2 separate regions of the Mus musculus genome follow, and region 1 is linked to region 2. The links are chromatin loops, found by intact Hi-C in ENCODE. Cell type or tissue: left cerebral cortex. All regions are shown on one strand.

Region 1 (5,000 bases), 120 kb after region 2:
AGGTTATGGAGCGGTCATGTAGCCCAGGCTAGCCTCTAACTCCATATGCAGCTAGTAGCTCCTGACCATCACTCTCCAGCTACCACATGCTGACATTACAGGTGTGGCCAACACCCTTGCGGAAGTTGTCATTACACAGTTACTGATCCTCACTTTCAGTGTCATTTTTAGTAAGCCACCTGTGATAGTCCATGCTTTGTTAGGATTCAGGTTTGTATTAGATAATTTGCCCAACCACAGGCCAATGTAAATGTCCTAAGTCTGTTTGAGGGCAGCTGAGCCATAATTTTTTACTAGGTTGGATATATACAATAACTCTAAGTGAATTTACTGCAGTCACGCTGCCCTGCAGCTGAGGAAGTGAACCCAGGATGGAAGACTCCTTCAGATCCACAGCACCCACACAAAAGCTGCTGCTGTGTCTGCACCTAGAACTGCAGCTCCCTGGTACAGCCCACCCGGCATTGGCAAGCTTCCGGGTCAGTCAGAGATCCTGTCGTGGCAGACAGCTGATGTCAACTACTAGCTTCCACATACATGTGCACACATGCAGGCCCGTAAACACACACACATACACACACAAACACACACAAATGCACGACAATTTATACTTATGATTTTCTTTGTCTAAAGTACGTCCTTTCAAAGCTATCCAAAGGCCTGCAGCTTCTCAGACCAGCTCAAAATATGCCATACATACATGAAGTGCCACATTCTCTACTAAGGCCATACATATATTGATGTGTCCTGAGCTGCGACATCCCACTGACTGAGGCCATCAGTTCCCTTCTGTGTGTGGAATGACCTTTCTCAGACTGTCTTTTTTACAGAATCTTCCTGCCTGCTCCCACACCTCATTGGAGGTAACATGGGCTGAAATGAAGTTGTCGCCACCCAGACGGGCTATCACCACGGAGACAAGGTCAGCTTGTTGAGTTTCTACTGCTCCCTCTGTGGTCCTTCCTGGCATTTGCACGGATGAATTTTAATGCCTGCGATTCCTGAGGAAGTTATCCCAGTTTCACAGGAGAGGAGACGAGGCTAAGAGAGCCGGTGCTGCGGAGTAGTAGAACTGGAATCGCACTGAGGAGTTTCTCACGAAAGATCTTGTGAAACAGGACCACACCTGCCTGTCCTTTGTTCATGATGCTTATAAGGAAGCTAAGAGAAGAGGCCACAGCCACCCTGCCAAGACACTAATTATTGTATCATCCCTCACACAATTAAAATCTGACAAGCCTCTACCATGCTGCAAGAAGTTCCACGGCCTACATCCCCTTTATTACAAGTTTCTGTGTGTCTGTGTGCATGTGTGCATGTGTCCATGTGCATGTGTTATGTGAATATGTGTACACAGAACCACGACTGCAGTCTTTAGCATTCACACACTGTGTCCTGCGTTTCCCGATTTCATACATCAGTCCACATTGCAAATATTGGCTGTGACTGTTTCTGACATATACATTAATCTGACAGTATGGCTCCCATCTCACTACGAAGTTGCTGTTTTGTTCTTTCGAACATGCTCAATACTCTCCACACAATCGAAAGCCTGCCTTTGAAATAGATGCCGCCTTCAAACCTAGTAGTTACATTCAGATTTTCATGCGTCCCTGACCACAGCTCACACTTAGCCCACTGGCCATGTCTAGGGTTAGAAGCTTAGTATTTTCTTAGGCACATTCAGATGGCTTCAACAATGTGCACATTTCTTTCGGAATGAGCCCGAGTTAAGGGTCAGATTTGAAGAGGCCAACAAGAATCCATAGGAAAGGCCTTAGACTCTTGATTCACCTAAATCAACTCTAAGCATGCAGGTCTCTCCTTTGAAAACCGTAGCACCTGTGTTACTTCCTCCAGCTCTTCCTCCACTAGAGCTGCAGGGACGTGTCAATGGCCCGCTTAAGCAGGGCTTTCCACGGGTGGAAAGAAATGAAGGCTCGAGCGTTCCTTGAGGCTTTTCCTCTGGCCACCTGAGAACAGATGAGGCCCGCGCAGTTTCTGAGCTATCTATGCGCGACTCAGTTCATGACCCTGAAGGGAAAGGCTGAAAAATCACTCTATTGCCACCTAGTGGTAGTAGCGAAGTATTTCTCCCGGGCTTTATTTGATTAGCACGGATGGCCTGTGTTCTCATTTGTGGACACAGGTAGGTAGCTTTGGAACACGGAATGTGATTTCCTTTACAGACACCCTAGCAGCTGTTGTGTAAGCAGGTGCGTCTCTCACACGGCTCCTCATCCTTTACAATAATTCCTGAGGGCAGTAAGTATAGGTGGCTTAGCAATGTAGCTCATGAGAGAGAGAGAGAGAGAGAGAGAGAGAGAGAGAGAGAGAGAGAGAGAGAACACCACGGTAAAGAAATTATGGCACAGAATACCCGAAGTAATTCAGGTTTAGACAGTTAAGTATTCTCTAAATACCTGGCAAGATACATTTGAAAGGCAGAAGAGCTAAGTATAAAGTGGGATGTGTCTGAAGTAACACTTCTCATGTTTTAGTGAGAGACTGGACAAGTCTACAATTGGAACTGCATATTCAGATCCAGTAGGTCCAGAGCAGGGCCTGGACTCTTCTCATCTACTAAGTCCTTACTGGCGTTAAGACTGCTAGTCCAGGCACCGTGCTCCAGATACCAAGGTTGCAAAAGATGCCCAAACCCACACCTGTGACCTTGCCACAAGAGGCCACTCCCACCTCAGCACATGAAATATTTTTATATTACACTCTTACAGTGGTTCTGATTATCTCCTTATGTGAGAACAGTATCTGCTCTCTCCATCTCTGCATTCCACACATAGACACTTGACTGACTGTAGATAAAAAGTATTTGAGGAAAAATGAGTCTAATCAATTTATGGAGAGTTTTATCTTTTTGCTATTTCCTAAACAACACAGTGTAATTCTTGTTTTTATATTTAAACATCATACTTTAGTTTATTATAACAACATAGTTTGCATTTTAATAACACTATAACAGAATGATTTAAAGAGTTTGGAATAGGAAGTGGGAAAACCAAATTTTTTTTTAAAATTGCCTTTTCTAAGTGGGTCAATGGGACACATGTATTCACCAGCTGTTTAGTTACGACTGACTCCTACTGTGCACATGATCAATAGAATCGGAAAGCCTAACACCAATAACACATGTTGGGTTCCTTTGGAGTATAACAATGGCTCTTACTACTTTAATACCCAGAACGTTCAACTTAAATACCCACCACAAATAAAGAAGAGAAACATGGTGGAGTCAAAACTATAAAACTAAACGAGCTTTACGTCTTCCTGGTGACTTGTGTGTGCTCGTGCCTGCTCCATACCCTCCTCATCGCCTAACATGAGCCTCTTTTGTCCTCCTAGGTTTTATACTATGCTTACCCTTACCACTGTTTCTATACAGTCATGTATACATTAAAGGCTAGGATCTGCATATGAGGAAGAAAATTTGAGGTTTATTTTCTGAGTTTAGGTCACCTTGATAAGTATTACACTTTTCAGGTGCATCATTTTCCTGCAAATTTCATTATAATATTATACATAACTCTTCACATTGAGTTTACATTGCATTGGTACTTAGAGACAGAGTCTATGGGGGCTTATGCATGGGTCATATTCAAATACTATCTCATGTATGAGAACTGAGTATCAGCTGATTTGGTGTGTCTGTCTGTCTGTCTGTCTGTCTGTCTGTCTAACTCATCCTTTCAAGACTCCAGAAGACAAACAGGAAACAAATCAAATTGACTAAATGTATCTGATTCAGTCATTGAACTTTTTCCGATCTGGCAGGGGCAGCTGTTTATCTGTCCACTTTCCAGGAGGCCTGAGCAAAGGCTGCAAATGGCATGTGGAGGTGAGCAGGTTTGAGCCTGCGTCTGTTAAAGTTTAATGCCTCCCTGAAGTTGTATAGCAAATCTGTGAACTCGCCTAAGTCTGGCTTGTTCTACTGTTGACTTGCTTTGTTTACCTCGCTTCTAGTTAGGGCTTTCCTATAAGAAAAACCACAGAGCTGCTTCCAAAGGGAAACTGTAGGATTTCATTGCAGATACATGATAGACCTGCATCTTGTCAGTTGTCCTCAGCTGAAATCCTCAGCTGAAACCAAGGCTCAGAAATCAGCCTCAGACACACCAAGAATATAAAACCCCACAACTGTCAACGTATCAAGTCCAAGACCTCTGACTAGCCACCATTCACCAAATAAAGACTCTTGTTTTAATTGTCATAAGGTTGTTTCTACTTAAGGAACTTTTAAAAATAGACATAAGAACTCTCTTTTTACATAAAGCAGTTTTATTCCTATACCACCTGACTAGCACGACTTGCCAGTAAAACTTACTTGTTGCTTAAATAATAGATCACAAACAAATAAATGGTTGCTAAATGAACTGGACTAGGTAATGGCCAGAAGGAAAGTGAAGCACTGGAAAAGTCGGAATAATTAAAGGGTGAGTGGTTTCAAGATAACACGGATGCTCTAACAGTTCCGAATCAAAGGTTTTTTTGCACAAGGTGAATATACTCTTGACTTACACATAAGCCCCTACAACCCAGACATGTGTATTCATGGATATTACATTTGTTACCTGCTCATGGTCACAGATTGTAAAGAACACATAGCCCTGGCTAATTGTTTCATGTCTCATATGGACAGTATTCTAAGTCTTAAAGACACAGTCCTACCAGGCAAGATAACTTCTCAATCTCTCTGACACTGCCAACTCCCTCAATCCAGCATCCAGCTAAATCTCCACTCCTAAACCTTGGTATATACTAAATTCAGGTTAGGACCACATTTGCTCTTTAAAACTTTCAAATACACACACACACACACACACACACACACACACACACACACACACACCACCCTCTATACTATTTCTGTATCAGAAGAAGTCAAGTCTTTTCTTGTCAATTACACCTTTCCCTTATTTCAGGACCACTACCTGTATATTTTCCAATGAGCTACTGATTTTACCCAGATAACTTACTGCCCAGGT
Region 2 (5,000 bases):
GACACTGACCATTCCTCTCCTTTGTAAAGAACCCCTCTCTGGTTTCTATGGCTACACCCTCAGCACTCCACTCCCACCATGACACTCTATGCTCTCTCTACTCAATCTTCAGTCCGTAGTTTCCTGTCTCTTTCGCTGACATGTCTCCTGATCTCATTTAAAGCTGCAATCATCACTCCTAAAGAAGACCATTCCTAACGCAGTTTCAGCTTTGGCATTGTTTTTCGAGCTTTGGGGACACATTCCAATGACTTGGTCTTCATCACCATGCAATTATCAATGCTGATGCCCTCAATGACATCTTTAAGCCAAACTCATTTCCCAGAAGCTGTTCCTGCTCTTCTGTCTTTTGCCATAATAAACGCCATCTGGGTATATTCATCTTTGCAGAAAGAAGCCATTGTGTAATCCACACCTCCTTTAGTTAGCTAATCCTGTTAGCTCAGCCTCTATCTATTGGCCATAACCACTGCCATCCTGGTGAGTGCCTTCGAATCCAGGCATCTGTTTCATCAGTGGTCCCTGTAAGACAGGGTACCTTGCTCTTACATCCCCATCCTTCATCCACTTATGCAGAGTCCAACATTCTCCAGTGCAATTATCCTCAGTGCCTTCCTGAACTGGCTGAAGTTCTCTTTGGTTGCCTTTCAAGCCTTTGCCAGCCACCTCACAGGGCCGGAGTGCTGGTCATGCTTTTTACATATGGTTTCCTATAGATTCACAAACCTCAAAGCACTTTAAGCACCTTGGTTTTGGTTTGGTTTGGTTTTGGTTTTGGCTTTTCTCTTTTTGCTTGCTCTTTTTTAGAAAGGATTTCTTTGTGTAGCCCCGGCTATCCTGGAACTCGCTCAGTAGACCAGGCTAGTCTTGAACTTAGAGCCTCCTCTGCCTCCCAAGGTCTAGGATTAAATGTGTGTACCACCATTGCCTGGCTAAGCACCCTATTCTTTTTGTCTAGAATAGTCTCATTCTTCTACTTTGTCTGCTGATTGCTACATCCTGGTCCATTACCAGCTTAACTGCCCCCCTACTGTAACTCCCCAAGTCTTTCTTTTCAAAACTGTTTACTTGTTGATTTATTTAGGGAGAGTTGCAATGACATACACATGTAGAGATCAGAGGACAACTTTCAGAAGCCGGTTCTCTCCTCACACTGTGTATGTCTTGAGATGAAACTCAGGTGATTAGCTTGGTGGCAATTGACATTACCTGTTGAGCCACCTTTCTTTCTTTCACCATGTTGTGCATTAAGGTATGACTAGCAGAGGCCAGACCTCCTTCTCTGTGTTCCCCTGGATCTCTATACTGTGGAAATTTCCAGTACTGGAGTTTGATCATATTCAGAACCTGACTCAGTGCTTGACAGACAGCAGGAATCAGGGAGATGATTTGCTTTGGTCATGTTTCCTGAAGCCTCATCACTTGTTGAGTTCTTTTTTCAGTGTTGGCAATGCATTAGTAGGGAGGAGGCATTAGACCAGACATCACCTGAGCAGAGTTTCCAGTTTATGGGAATTGCAACAGACAACTACAAATAACATCAGTGCACCCAGTGACCTTCAACATCGATGAGTTTTCACGTGACCATCTGGGTTCTTCCAGGTACAGCAGGGTTTGCAGTTGCATTGTTAGGCAAGCTCAACAGGCCTGGAAATGAGGGTAACATTTGTCTGCTTAGAAAAGAGGGAAGTAGGGCAACTGTTAGTGGCACTCTGGTTAATGGAATTGATGCTGAGATTTTTCCATAACACCGTCCCTTAGGAAGCACACATTGCAGACTGCTTGCTAATTCTTATTGTCATAGCGTGGCTCCTTAATTCACAGGGCTAATTTGCCTTTAGCATTTGTCTTACCTGAAAGCACCACAATGTGATTGCTAAAACACTCCGGTTAAAAGGACCGAGACAAATCATGACAGCAGATGGTGGTTTGTGTACCCCAAACTGTGATCAGGATTAGAATCACACCAAACAGCCTACCGACGTTCCCAGGCGTGACTGGACATCTCAAGCAACTCTTTTTCTATAACCTCCTCTCACACAAATCGGAAGGCTCTGGAACACGACAGGCTTGTCTGTTTTTCATGACTGTTAATGAGAACTCAGAATTGAGAGCTAGCCAGGAGCTCTTTGCAGTTCTTTCCTGGTCTCCATGGTGTCTCCCATTTGATCCGATCCCCTCCTGGCATGATGAAGAGCGTTGGCAGCAGTTCCAGTCTAATGTTCCTGTTAAGGCTTTCCCAAAAATACAACACTCCGTCCTCTGGCATCCTCTGCCCTCCTTTTCACTGCATAATCGGGGTTTCTTTGCTGTAGACACCGTTTCTTTGGACACAAGAGGTCTTAAAAAACTATGTGTTATAGTGAAAGTAATGGAGAATAAAGTTAAATATTGTAATAATTCATGAGATTTACATGCATCTGGGTTCTTCCAGGCACATCTGGGTTTTCAGTTGCATTGTTAGGCAAGCTGAGCAGGACTGAAAGAACAAAGCTGGAGATGTGACTTCAATAGTTGGAGGGTGCTACCATCTTTAAGCCATGGCAGGAGTTGTACTCAGATCCTTCGCCTAGCCAGTCTGTGAAGACCATTGCCATCCCCACTGTGAGCAGAAAAGAGAGAGAGAGTCAGACACCATGAAAGTTGCTCAAGATTAAAGAATGGAACAGAGACCGAGATATGGTTCCAGATGACACTTTTATTAATTCTAGACTATTTCAGAATATACAATGCCTTGATTGTGGGTGACATTTGTATTCATCTGCCATGCTGGCTAATAGACCTCTTTACCAAAGCCTTGACTTTAGTCTTTGTCCTTCCATGTCTGTTCTACAATTTTGCTTCTTAACAGTTACTGGGCAGTGTGACAGGTCACCCTATTTGTTGTCATCTTCTGTGTCTCTTTCTGGGTTCATCTGGAGGACAGACTGCATGAGAGAACTCAGGCAGAGGATCCAGCTCCTCCATCATTCACTTTACAGGCGTCTTGTCTGAGAAGAATAGTACAGTGCAGATGTGTGACTTAACACACTAAGAGGATGTGCTGCCAAGAACTCATCATTAAAATGGAATTCCAGCTATCAAGAAAATCCTGGACAAATGACCACAAAATATTTCCACTATGGGCATTTCTGGAACACTAATTATACATGACAAAGGCTGACCAGGGCCAAGCAGTCTACAAACATCTCGTTTCATTCCTGTAAGACTTATAGATCTAGATTTTATTTTCCTGTTTTATGAATTTAAAAAAGAAAGAAGTGGCTTTAAAGAGGATCATCAATTTACCTGAAGGTCTCAGGCCAGAAGTATCAGCACCAGATTTAGAGATAGGTCTATGTATTTATAAAAATGTATTGTTATTATCTTTTCAAAATTATAATTCCATACCTATGGAGTATTTTATAAAATAGACATATTCTGTATGGAGCAATTGATAAAATTGCCTTACCCATCCTCTTAAATATTTATCATTTATTTCTTCTTTTGCAAACAATATTCCCCCACCTCAGCCTTTGCAACAACATTCTATTGGGTGTTTCTCCAAGTTCAACTGGATCAGATTCCAGAAATAAGTCAGACTCATTTTTTGTTCTTTCTCCCTGACTTCTTTCACTTAGAGTCACCTAAGTTTATGAATATTATTGCAAATGACAGGATTTCATTCTTTTTAAAGGCTGAATCATTTTCCCTTGTATAACCACAGCACTATCCGTGGGTTTGCTCTGACAGCACTCATGTGGAATCCAATGGGCTCATGTTCTTTCTGCCTCATGTTTCACTAGTGTCAGAGCAGCATGAGAGGCACACGCCACGTGTGTACATGAATGTTATCTGTTATGTGTTATATTCACAGAAAACAAAACTGATCATTCAAAACTCTGCTAGAGGCCAGGCAAGGGGCTGAGGAATATGATACTCTCAGCTTCGTCATCTTATTCCTCAGTATTTTATTTAAGGAACTCATCCCTGTTCACCCCTACAATTTAGGGAGAAAATTTCATATCTACATTCTTTATGGAAGTTGTCTTTTTCCATAATATTTTTATTGAGAATTTCACATTACGAACCCAGATTAAACTTGTGTTCTAGTCCTCCTAAGCCTGCCCCTGCCTTTGTGATCCCCCATAAAAAAGAAAGAAGGAGGAGGGAGAAGAAGAGAAGAAGGAGGAGGGGGAGAGGAAAACAAGTCCAGATGGTGTTGCCCATCTATTCACAGAAGCATAGCCAATTTCCCAGTGGCCAGCCCCTTTAAAACAAAACAACCTGAGTCTGTCCTAGCTGCAGCCCCATCAGAAACCATCAGTTCTGGAGAGCTATACTTCAGCATCCTTATCACAATTTTTAAGAGTTCTCTTTGATGACTTTCTGTCTAGACTGTTACTGTTTTTGAGTAGTGGGATAGCATGGAGGTTGGAATTGTCACATGTCCCTTCTATGCCCCTCTTTCTCAACTATGAGTCTCTAGTCATCAATGCCATGTCAAAAAGGACTCCCTTGCCCTTTAGGAACAGGGACCGTGGACTTCCACATGGTTTCCTGTAGCAGCATAAGACATGAACCTCAGCATGGTCTCCAATGGCAGAACAGACCATAGACAGGCCATGGACACCACCATAGCCCTCAGTTGCCACAAAGGCCAAAGACATCCACATGCCCCACCAGCAGTAGTATGACCCACAGACATCAATATGGCTTCAGGTAGCAACACTTGGCCCCAGCCTATTAAAGGACCCTGGATATTGATGTAAACCTCAGGCTTCCATATGGCCTGGGGCAGCAGGCCACAGATACTTAAGTGGCCTCCTGGGGCAGCATGGATCATAGGGGTCCAATTCAGAAAAGGAACCTTTCTTTATCTCCGATGTCTTGTTATTGCCCAGAACTAGGGAGATCAGGGCAGTGTGTTTAAGGGCGGAGTCTGCACAAGCTCCAGGCTGTAAAGCACTCTATCAGCCCTGCTCAGCAACAACACATTCCTGGCATGCATTGCACCTCTC

Evidence for each region. Peaks named below come from ENCODE experiments on the same cell type or tissue, not always from the same donor. Only the 100,000 strongest peaks of a DNase experiment are listed, where the experiment ranks them.
Region 1: a loop joins it to region 2, with 2.8 times the contacts of the local background. A loop is called at or near these places in 4 of 42 quality-filtered maps.

The regions. Positions count from the first base shown.
Region 1 is chr3:10,006,640-10,011,639 of GRCm38, reverse strand. No RefSeq gene overlaps it. Among named protein-coding and RNA genes, the nearest start is that of Fabp5, 3.4 kb to the left of the region's middle. In left cerebral cortex, a CTCF peak has its summit at 2,079 (motif pointing left); DNase peaks (open chromatin) are centred at 45, 370 and 2,034; H3K27ac peaks cover 266 bases.
Region 2 is chr3:10,124,250-10,129,249 of GRCm38, reverse strand. No RefSeq gene overlaps it. Among named protein-coding and RNA genes, the nearest start is that of Pmp2, 57 kb to the left of the region's middle. In left cerebral cortex, no CTCF peak of the experiment used is centred here; DNase peaks (open chromatin) are centred at 1,613 and 2,142; H3K27ac peaks cover 1,934 bases.